Linked DNA regions of Homo sapiens: region 2 is linked to region 1. A link is an interaction called in ENCODE POLR2A ChIA-PET data of the cell type or tissue named here. Cell type or tissue: PC-9. All regions are shown on one strand. Each heading gives the region's core, and the rest is flanking DNA. Links, peaks and the distances in the headings are about the cores only. Region 1 has its middle 87 kb from the start of SYNDIG1. Region 2 overlaps SYNDIG1 (synapse differentiation inducing 1).

Region 1 (5,376 bases), core at 258-5,257:
CTGAAATCAGTCCTCCAATATTATGGCTTCTCTGAGACCGCTTTAAGACCATTGACGATTTCAATGTTGCTGAATCCATTAGACATAATTCCAGTCTCTGCCCAATCTTCTGCTGCATTCAGCTTCTCACCACCTCCTCCTACTAACATTCCATAAGGAAGCCTCTGGCATTGCTCGCCCTGGCCGCCTTCTTTCTCAGAGTCCTATTCAGAGCCTCCTTTTCTATAGTGCTATTAAAGTTTGCAGATCCTTACAGGGCCTGGTTTCTCCTCCAGGCACACTCTCTCTGGGAGAACCCGTTCATCCCTATAGCATTAACAAAGATTTCTGTCCTAATAACTTCCATCCTACCCCCAATATTTTGGATATTGTGATGGTAGTCACTGCATGTACGTCTCTTCCATATCCTCAGCCCATTCCTCAATGGCCTTAGGCCTTTGAAGTCCCCAGATAATATAAAGGAGAGACATCAACTGACACCATGACATAGAAGATAAGGCTGCATTCGGCATTGTTTCCTTGGGGATGAGACAGAACAGTAGAACTCTGGCTCAAGACCAGCTCACAGAAATCAGAAATGACCTTCTATCAGCACCAATGTCACCAACTCCCCACCTTCCTTCCTCCTCTCCCTAACACCAGCCCAGCAGAAAAGTCCCCTGAGGGGAGGTCCCCTGTCTAACTTGCTCTGTGAACTACATGCTGTCTAATATTCAGCATGAGTTTCTCATATGTTTGCTTTGGGTTTTGGAGATCCCACATTATTTACATTTTTACGTCTGAAGACCTGGCTTTCCTTGTTACTGTTGAGAGAAAAACAAGCCAGTTCTATACCAATTTAGTTGAGGCAACAGCAAGAGTCGTAAGATCAACAGAAAGGTCCCAACCAAAGATATCGCTGCCAAGTGACAGTTTGGGCACTGCACCCAACTGAGCCATGTCCGATTTTGTTACTTGATATACTGTTTGAATTTGGGCAAGTTGGTGGGTCTCACTGAGGCTTAAATTGTGGCGAGTAACAGGGCTCGTTTTGGGACCTTTTGCTACCATGGGATGTTGTAAGGCTGAAGTTAAACAATATGTGAAAGTATTTAGCAGAATGCCTGGAATGAAGTAGAAGTACCTGCCTAATAATCCTCAAGTCTTGTGGGTGAAAAAGGAAGTGACTGGTGGATTCACAAGTGCCCTGCTCTGTTTTCCTGAATATAGTGACCCTGAGTCTTTGTGGGCTCAACCCCTGCAGGACCCTCCCTATCAATACTCCTTGGCAGGGTGAACAAAGCAGTGTTGTCTAAAAAGCGGGGGAGGAGGGCGCCTGGTGGGCTGGAGAGCGAGGGCCTGGTTGATGCACCAGTGTAAATGGAGAGCCTGAGCAATAGTTAGAGTAGAGTAGACAGAACAATGCTAACCTTGGATTCCACCAGCTAAGTACTCGTCTCTTGGGGTGATATTGATTCAACTTCCCACATGCTGTAGATAAGGAAGAATGCCCTCTGAGAGTCAGTGAATAAACTAGCACAAAATGGATGGCATTGGGTCAGGTGCCATGGTGCACTCCTGTAATCCTAACATTTTAGGAGGTCAAGGTGGGAGGATTGCTTGAGGCCAAAAGTGTGAGACCAGCCTGGGCAACATAATGCGACCCCTATGAAGGAAGAAATGATGACTGGTGCTGTGGAAAGAGAGCTCTATTAAAAAAAAAAAAACATGACATCGGAAAGACTTATGCGACATCATCTGAAGAGATGACAATATAGACTGACCCCAAGTCAAGGAAAAATTTGACTTAGGGTTTTAATATAGCTTTAAATAAGATGTGTTAATCAGTTAAGAGACAGAAGTGTTGGTCAGAAGACAGTGTGTAAATATCATATCAAGTGTCATTGAAGCAAATGTTGAAAGCATCCATCTATGAACTGCCCAGGATCTGGATGGGAGATCTCTAGCTATTGATGCTGCTTGAATGATCCAACGCTTTCTTCTGATTTCATGCCCTCCAGAGCAGGCTTTGTGATCAAAATGACGATTTTGATCCTTTTTGTGCATACAAAAGTCATTTGCTAAAGATGTCAGGGTGAGCTGTCTGGTCAACCTGAGGATTATAGTTTTTGCTATAGGTTCCTCAATGGCCTCCTTGTTTATACATCTGGATCTTGTGAGCTCTGCAACTGTGCATCTGTACCTGAGTGGCAGGTTTACACTCTGAGCGTTGATAAGATTAGATCCTTGAGCCTATAAAGCTGTTGAACACAGGCACAGTGAAATGTCATTTGACAGGCTTTTTGGCAGTCTGCCCAGCTGGGAAAAACAGATTGGCCCCACTTTCATTCAAATCACAGGTCAGGATAGAGGCTGCTCACAGATGCTCAAACAATGCTGGGAGCCATCATCAAAAATCCACAACGAATGATTCTCACTTTGCTTTGTCCTACAGAGTGCAGATCCTTCATTCCTGCACATTAATGAGACTGACATACACAGTCCATCTTGTCCCAGGCCTACTGGAATGCCACAGCATCTGCAAGCAAACAACAAAATAATCTTGGTTAAGAAAAACAAGTATGAAGCTCTCCATCTATAAATCACACGGAGACCTGGCAGGGTAGAGTATACCAGAACCGAAACTGGAAACATAAATTGTTTTTTTGGAGGCAGCGTGGAGCTATTACTGCCTGCCAGCATCCAGTGCTGTCAGATACAAATTTATCGCAGCACCGCACAGCCACTGCGTCACCCAGATGCTTGAGCCAGCACGTGGGCCACCACTGTGGCTCTGCAGACTGCCTCCTCTAGCCCCAGCCAGTGGGTTTGTAGGATCTCAGAGTGGGGACCAGGTTTATTCATTAGGGGGGGTGTCAGTGGGTTCTGTCTCCAGTGGAGATGGAGTGGGCAGCCAATGTGGACAACAGGGAGATTGGGAATAAAGATGGACCCAATTATTTTTAAGAAAAACTCTCAGGCAGGTGACTGAAAATATTTTTAAAAGAAGGTGCAGAGGATGACATACTGTGTGATTCTTTGCTCAACCAGACGCTTGTCTTGGTAAGCCATACGCTCAGAAAATCCCGATAATCTGCAGAAGTTTGAAACAGCTTAGGGAAAGCAGGCAATCAGCCCCCGTGAAAATCAGAAGCAGGGAACAGCTGAAACAGAAGTCATGACCCAGCATGGAGCCTCTGCTTCTTCATTTTCCAGGCACTGGGAACCACCTGGCAGCTTTGGTTTCTATCTCATGGGGCTTGGCAATCTTTTGAGGTGCTTTACTTCCAGAATTTCCTCCTAAACGTATGCTCCTCCTTCCACCCATTCAAACATGCAGTGCATCAGAGGATGAAGGTGGGGGTAGAAAGAACAAAGCTTAAGAGATTTCCTGGCTTTCGTGTCTACACCCTGAGCTCCTGGAAGATTTCACAAGAAATGTGAAAGAGGGAGATGGACAGAAATTTTGTGGCAGAAGCCAAGGGTCCTGGGAGAAACAAGGGTGCAAGGAACTTCTCTGATACTAGAGACAGAGAGGAGATTTTCCTAGGCTGATAGGGGAGTGAGAGCTGTCCAGGAGTCAAGGGAGGTCTCTCCAACTTAGAGCAGTGGAGAAGATTGCTGGATTCTCTGTAGCAAGCTAGGAGGTAGCTTGGCCCCAGAAAGATGCATCTGGGACATGAGGTACCTCACAGATTCTCTCACTCTGCTGTGGCCATGGACATAAATCTATCCCAAAGGCAGGGGCAGCGGCCTTCCGTGGAAGCCTGAGCAGGTGGATAAGGATGCCTGAGTTTCTCACCCCACACACCTCTTCCTGCTACTTTGTAGCTCAAGAGCTTGGAAACACGATGAATTCCCATTGGTAACACTCTAAGACTTAATGAGATGTGTTTCCAGCTAAATCAGTGAGATGGGATCTAAAGTCCAAATTGAATTGGAAGTTGCAGATAGAGAGCTACCCTTACCTGAAGTACCCAAGATTCCATGTTTCTTAGGTCAAGAAGAGAGCACCTCTTTCTCACTTCTTTCACTGCCAGATGGAGAGGAATTAATGCAAGGGACCTGACGTGAGTGGCCCCCCAGGGCTACAGCCTAATGCACAGTGGGCTTCTTCCCATAGAAAGTTAGGTGTGATGGTAGCAGGAAGCTGGAAAGGTTTAGGGAACAATACAGAGTTCGCCCAGTTGGTTTAAATGAAGAGACTTTAGTGAAAGGACCATTTAGAGGTAAGGAACAGCGTTATGGAAGAAAATCAGGTGTGGTTAAGCACCTGCAGCCAGCAGCGACAGGAGGTTATGTTACTGTCCTTAAGGCCTCGTGAACAGAAAGTGAGAGAAGTTTACTGTAGCCTGGTGAGCTGTGAGCTGTGGAAAAGGTCATCCAGTGGGAGCTGCATGTGCAGATGACACAGTCACCATCAGGACAAGGTACTGGGACGGGGAAGTATTCAGGAAGAAACACCTGGTTTCTCTCTACTCTTGCTCTCCAGTGCTCTTCTGGTGCCTATTGGTCAGACCTAACCAGAAACCTGCAAGTCTGGAGTTAGCCTCGTGGTCTGCATGTATCCTCCTCGAGCACACAGCGTGGCAGAAAAAGTTGTAGAATGAATCTGGGGCAGAAAACAAAGAATGATGAAGGCTGATGCCAAGGTCTAAGTCAGGTGCATGGTCCAAGCTTACACCTTCAATTTCTTTTGGGCATACACCTACCAGTGGGATTGCTGGATCATATGGTGGCTCTATTTGCAGTTTTTTGAGGAGTCTCCAAACTGTCCTCCATAGTGATTGTACTAATTTACATTCCCACCAATAGCGTACAAGGGTTCACTTTTCTTCACATCCTCATCAGCATTTGTTATTGCCTGTCTTTTGGATAGAGGCCATTTTAACTGGAGGGAGATAATACCTCATTGTAGTTTTGATTTGCATTTCTCTGTTTATCAATGATGTTGAGTGCCTTCTCAAATGCCTGTTTGCCATTTGTATGTCTTCTCCTGAGAAATATATATTCAGATATTTTGCCATTTTATGATCAGATTATTAGGTTTTTTCCTGTGGAGTTGTTTGAGCTCCTTCTATATTCTGGTTATTAATACCTTGTCAGATGGGTGGTCTGCAAAATTTTTTCTCCTATTCTGTGGGTTGTCTCTTCACTTTGTTGACTGCTTCCTTTGCTGTGCAGAAGCTTTGTAACTTGATGTGATCCCATTTGTCCATGTTTGCTTTGGTTGCCTGTGCTCAATGAATAGTTCAAGTCCTGGAACCAAAATGATGTTCCCTGGAGCAGGAGGGCAAATGAATAAGAAGGACATCTGGAGAAATTTCAGGATGGGTTTGGAAGCTGTAATCTTAAATTGGGCTTGGAGGATGTCATTTTATTTGCAGCAGGTCAGTG
Region 2 (5,376 bases), core at 94-5,093, 290 kb before region 1:
GTGGGTCTGTGTCCCCAGTGTGAAGGCCAGGACTCAACCTTTCCTGCACGCTGCTGTCCTTGGGCCTTTAAAGGTTTCCTGAAAAAAGCTGTCCTACCCCATGGGCCTTCAAAACCAAATCAAACCACACCAAAACGAAACAAAACAAACAAAACACACCAAACACCATCAGCAGGAGCAGCAACAAAACCCAAAGGATTGAGCCCTTGGCCTTTCTCCTGGAGTAGAGGCTGGTTTCCCACTTTTCAGCTCAAGAAAATACAGGTTTCCCCACAGCATGAATCGCCCCTCTCCTGTTGTTTGGGTTTGGAAAGCCAAGCCCGGCCCCACCCACTGGGAATGTCTCTAGTCTGGTGCTTCTGCGTGGAGTCATCCACATTCACACCCGTCTGCTTCTTTTCCACCAGGTAGGTTTGGGCAAATCCTTAGAGCCCTCAGGGTCTTCCCCCGCCCAGGGGGGTCATCCCATTATGCATACCTGCCTGGAGCTCCATCCCAGCCACCCCCATCCCCTTGTGCATGGGGCAGCTGTACTCAACCTTCTCATTTCCCACCCTGTTCTGATGCCCCATGCCATGCCCGTCCCTCACTCCTGTGGGAAAGTGAAGCCACCCCTGTGGTCCTGAGTCCCGCTGCACCTTAAATGCAGGGTCAGCAGCTCCTGCCCCTTCTTCCTCTCCCCACAGGGAGCTTTGACTCTTTCCTGTGAGGCTCAGGCAGTTGACAAATTCATTACTCAATGGACATGCTTGTTTGGCAGGGAGCCCTCAGTCTGAAGACCTCCTTTGTCTTGGTCTAGCATCCACCATTACTTTCAAAGATGAGCAGAATATTCAGACAAGAGCCTCAGGGGAGTGAAACCCCCACCCCTTGGACAGCCAAGCTCACTCTGAAGAGCAGGGAGGAACTTCCAGGAGGTCACGGGGGTGGGGACAGCACAGCCACCGCCTGATGCAATTGATCCCAGTGTTATCAGCACAAAGTAGCGCATGGAGGCATCCCTAGGTAGGAGATGGGACGGCTGTGATTTCCAAGGGTTCAGCCTCAGCTCAGGCTATAAAGGGACAGTTAATGGCTTATTGGCAAATTGGATCAACAGATGTCAGCACTGATGGCAACTAATGCAGGTGGACTTTGAGGGAAAGAGGGAAGCACAAAAATGTCCTCATAAGGACAGGCATTTCAGCCCATCCACTAGGAGCCTCTAAGGGATGCTATGAAACCTCAGGGGTCAGATCCTGAACTTAGGTCACGGCTCTGGAGGGTGGCTTTGGCCATGGCCTCCGTGCACGCTCCACTTGACATTGGTATCCAGGGCATGGGAGTGGCGATTGGCAAGCAGGAAGATTGCTCCGCTGGTCATTTTAAACCCAGAGGCTGCTGCAGAGGGCAGGGCCACTTGCAGAGCTGGCTGAGTTTGAGGGAAGCCCTGTCCCAGCTCTGGAGGGGCTGGTCCTGGTGTCAGGGGGCCTGGTTCCTGGTTAGCTGTGTGGCCTGTCTGTGGCAGCTGCAGATGGCATGGTGACCAATGATGGGTCCTCCCCCACCATGTTCTCCTCAGAACCCACTGTAGTTCCCTGGGAATAGCTGGGGTATGACATCTGGTCAAGTCATTTGGGACACTTGCTGAAGTTGGGGATGCCTGGGGAGGCGGGGGTACCTGGGGAGGTAGGGATGCCTGCGGAGGTAGGGACGCCTGGGGAGGCGGGGGTACCTGGGGAGGTGGGGGTACCCGGGGAGGCGGGTATTCCTGGGGAGGAGGGGTACCTGGGGAGGCAGGGGTACCTGGGGAGGCGGGGATGCCTGGGGACGTGGGGGTACCTGGGGAGGTGGTGATGCCTGGGGAGGTGGGGGCACCTGGGATATGAGGATGCCTGGGGAGGTGGGGGGATGCCTCGGAAGGCAGGGACACCTGGGGAGGAGGTGGGGACACCTCCCTCCTGGGACTATTGGGAGGATGAGGCGAGGTCATGTGTTCCTGGCATAGCTGTGCTTAGTGGATGCCACGTGGGCCTAACAGCAATGATGCAGGTTTAGGGAGGTGCAGGTCGCTCCGGCACACTCGGAAGATGGCTCAGCTGACAGCAGTCACTAACACAACCACCAAAGATGACCTTCAGTCACTTTCCCTGCCGCCAAGGCCAAGCCAGTCGCAGGGCTGTCACACACTGTGCCTAGCTGCCAGGTGAGCTGCTCGGCCCCATGGCTGCCTTCAGCTGGCCCTGTTCCTTGTGCCCACCTAGGACCATTTACACCCATAGGTAAAGCCTTTGAGAAAGACTTGGCAGAGCTTGACAACTTAGGGCCAAGCCCCTGGGAACTGAGGCTTTTCCATCTGGAAATACAGAGGCTGGAATAAGATGGGCAGTTGATCTAGCAGAGGTAAAGTACCTGGCACTGAGGGCCTGGCTTAGGGTGACTGTGACAGTATAGACAGAAATGATGGGTGTGGATATACAGACAGGTTCTACTTCTTTACCACATCCAAAGGTATGCACCTTTGGGGAGCCTTTGAACTTAAAGTGGATCATTTCAGGACAAGTGCAAAGAAGCCCATTTGACACAATGACTTGTGATAAATGAACCCTGAGAGATGGAGGGACATTGACCAGCCATGGGACAGCCAGCCAAGGACATGATAGTAACCATGACCACCTGCTCCTGCCAGGCGTGATGGTCTGTGCCTCGTGCCTTCCCCAGCAACCCCACAAAATGGGCCTTATTGATTAGCCTCTCCAAGAGACGAAGCTCAAAATGGGCCTTATTGATTATCCTCTCCTAGAGACGAAGCTCAGAGAGGTGTAGACCTTTTTTTTTTTTTTTTTTTTTTTGATGGAGTCTTGCTCTGTCTGGCCCAGGCTGGAGTGCAGTGCCACAATCTCGGCTCACTATAACCTCCGCCTCCTGGGTTCAAGTGATACTCCTGCCTCAGCCTCCCGAGTAGCTGGGATTACAGGTGCCCACCACCATGCCTGGCTAATTTGTTGCATATTTAGTAGAGACAGGGATTTCACCATGCTGGTCAGGCTGGTTTCAAATTCCTGACCTCGTGATCCACCCTCCTCGGCATCCGAAAGTGCTGGGATTACAGGTGTGAGCCACTGTGCCCTACTGAGGTGTAAACCTTTACCCAAGATCACACAGCTAGAAAGTAGCACAGCTGGATTCAAATCCAGGTTGGTTTGAACCTAAACCTATGCCCTCCATGGCCAGTGACTCTAACTCCTACAGGGGTGTTGGCTGGCTTCCTTATCTACTTCTTAGGGTTAACATCCTACAGTGTTTGTGAACCACCCAGTAGAGACAAATGCTAGATGGATCTCAAATTTGACCCGAGAAGACAGTGCTAATAATTTTCAGAATATTAAATGTTCAAGGTCAAGGAGGAGAGTTTCAGGCAGAAGGATCAAACACAGAGACCTTAGTCCAGGGCAGTGGTTCTCAACCTTGGCTTCACGTTGCAGTTACAAGGCCACATCCTGACCCATCAAGTCAGCCTGGGGCTGACCCAGGCCTCAGGAATTTGCGAAGTGCTGCCGGTGGAGCCACCGTCCTGGAGAGGGGGTCTCTGTGTCCACTGAGGGGATTAGGACGATCATATTTACTGGTGGAAATTGAAGCGGCAGGGACTTTGGTTCTCCTTGAGACCCCCCTACTATTTCAGCAGTGGAGGCCTGGGTGGCTCTGCAGTTCCTTAAACCACAAGGGGAAAGTATAAATGAAACCCAACGACAGCTATTCATCAGAAAGAAAAGTCTTAAGCGAAAAAGCTAAAAGATAATTTTTTGTTAAGTAATGAACACTCGTAAAACAGCAATGAAATGGTATTAAAATGTCTGTGATTACTTATTTCTCAGCATTCATCTGGTAACTTAAGCAGCATGAAGCAAGAGTTGCACTTTAAAAAATGACAAGAAAATAGCTATTCATTTAGTCGACAGAGTAAGGCCCATCTCATTTCCAGGATCACTAGTTTCTGCTTATGACGGGGTGAGCATCCGCCAGCGCGGTGATTGGGAGGCGCCCCTGTGTCTTTAGGCTGAGGCAGTGCCCATAGCTGCAGTGCCTCGAGTTTCCGGAGCAACCGCGGGGCTCTTTCTTGAGGAGTCTTGGGAGGGGCGGTGGCCTGCCTCCCCATCCTAGATCAGCGAGGTCCCAAGAGTGCGTATTGCTGCGGGGTAGCTGTGGAGTGTAGACACGTTCCGGAGGTGGCTTGACATCCTGAGGCTGGGGTGGTGTGAAGGGAAAGAAAGAGGGGCAGGTCCCGGGCTTTGCTGGCTCTGCTTCTCAGGGTCAGGCCAATGGGTCTGCAGAGCAGTGCAGCGGGGCTCCTGCCAGCCGTGGTGTTGCCTCTTTCTTCCCAGCCCCATTCTCGTCTTGCAGGGAAGGCGTGTGGACTCCGGGGGGCACAAAGGACTCCAGCAGGGCCACAGACAGAAGAGTGATGTGTCCCTTGTCCTCTGCCTATTGCACCGTATTCCATAAAAAATAAACACTTTTTTGGACTGTTTGTATATTGCTAATGCGGTGGCACTCTGGGCACTGGCAGGCTGCAGAGAGCCGCGTTGCCATTCATCCACCAGAATCCATCCAGAGACAGCCTTGCGGGCTGGGATCTTTGGAGCTTTCCTTTGGAAGGATTAGCAGTGCCCGTCTGTCTGGTGCTCTACACAGTGCTGTGAACATGAAATTAAAGGATAAAAACAAAATAAATCCATGGGTAGGAAATCCCAGGGCTTCGTGGCATCATTTGGCAATCATTTGTACTGTACAGCATCATGCGGTATGCCTGCTTCCTCCACGTCCACACAGACCTGGCCCCGGGTGCTCCCCCTCCATTCGCAGGAAGCTCACAGGTGGTTGTTCTTGGAGAGGTAGGCGATGAGGGCCACGGCCACGCCCACATAGACGCCAGTCCCAATGGTGATGGACAGCACTGCCAGGAATAGGGCCCGCCGGGAGCTGGTGCTGGCCTGGTGCAAGTCCCCCTTGGCCACGGCTTTGTTGGTCTGCAGAGTTGGAGAAGAAAAAGGAAGTCATTGTAAGCAAGTCGGAACAAGCAGTGAGTGGAGGGCTCATCTACGGCTCCTGATTCAGAAAAAGGCATTGTTGATGCAGAGAAGGCTGAGGGGGAAACTGTGCTCACCCCTGCTATGACCAGGGCAGTTCTTTAACTGCAAGAAACAAATGTGGGGCTGGGGCCTGCTGCTGCTCCCCCACACCGCAGGGAAGACAGACTTCTTTTCTACTTGGCCCCAAGGGAATAAGAGAAGGCTGGAAGTAGCCCAACTGAGTTCCATCAGTGTGGGGTCTGGGATCTCCAGCACGAGTACTGAGGGATGGGCTAGATAAGACTCCTCTAGTGCTGCTCTTTCT

What was found. ChIA-PET counts read pairs that join two places held together with the same protein. Peaks named below come from ENCODE experiments on the same cell type or tissue, not always from the same donor. Only the 100,000 strongest peaks of a DNase experiment are listed, where the experiment ranks them.
Region 2: POLR2A ChIA-PET joins it to region 1 with 25 read pairs; 2 of 35 experiments call an interaction of 5 or more read pairs at or near these places.

What each region holds. Positions count from the first base shown.
Region 1 is chr20:24,379,878-24,385,253 of GRCh38, reverse strand. No RefSeq gene overlaps it. Among named protein-coding and RNA genes, the nearest start is that of SYNDIG1, 87 kb to the left of the region's middle. In PC-9, for the core only: no CTCF peak of the experiment used is centred there; no DNase peak of the experiment used is centred there.
Region 2 is chr20:24,664,979-24,670,354 of GRCh38, reverse strand. SYNDIG1 (synapse differentiation inducing 1) reads right to left here. Exons shown (of 4, transcript NM_024893.3): 4 at 3,739-5,009. The coding sequence ends at 4,851. Among named protein-coding and RNA genes, the nearest start is that of SYNDIG1, 200 kb to the right of the region's middle. In PC-9, for the core only: no CTCF peak of the experiment used is centred there; a DNase peak (open chromatin) is centred at 2,494.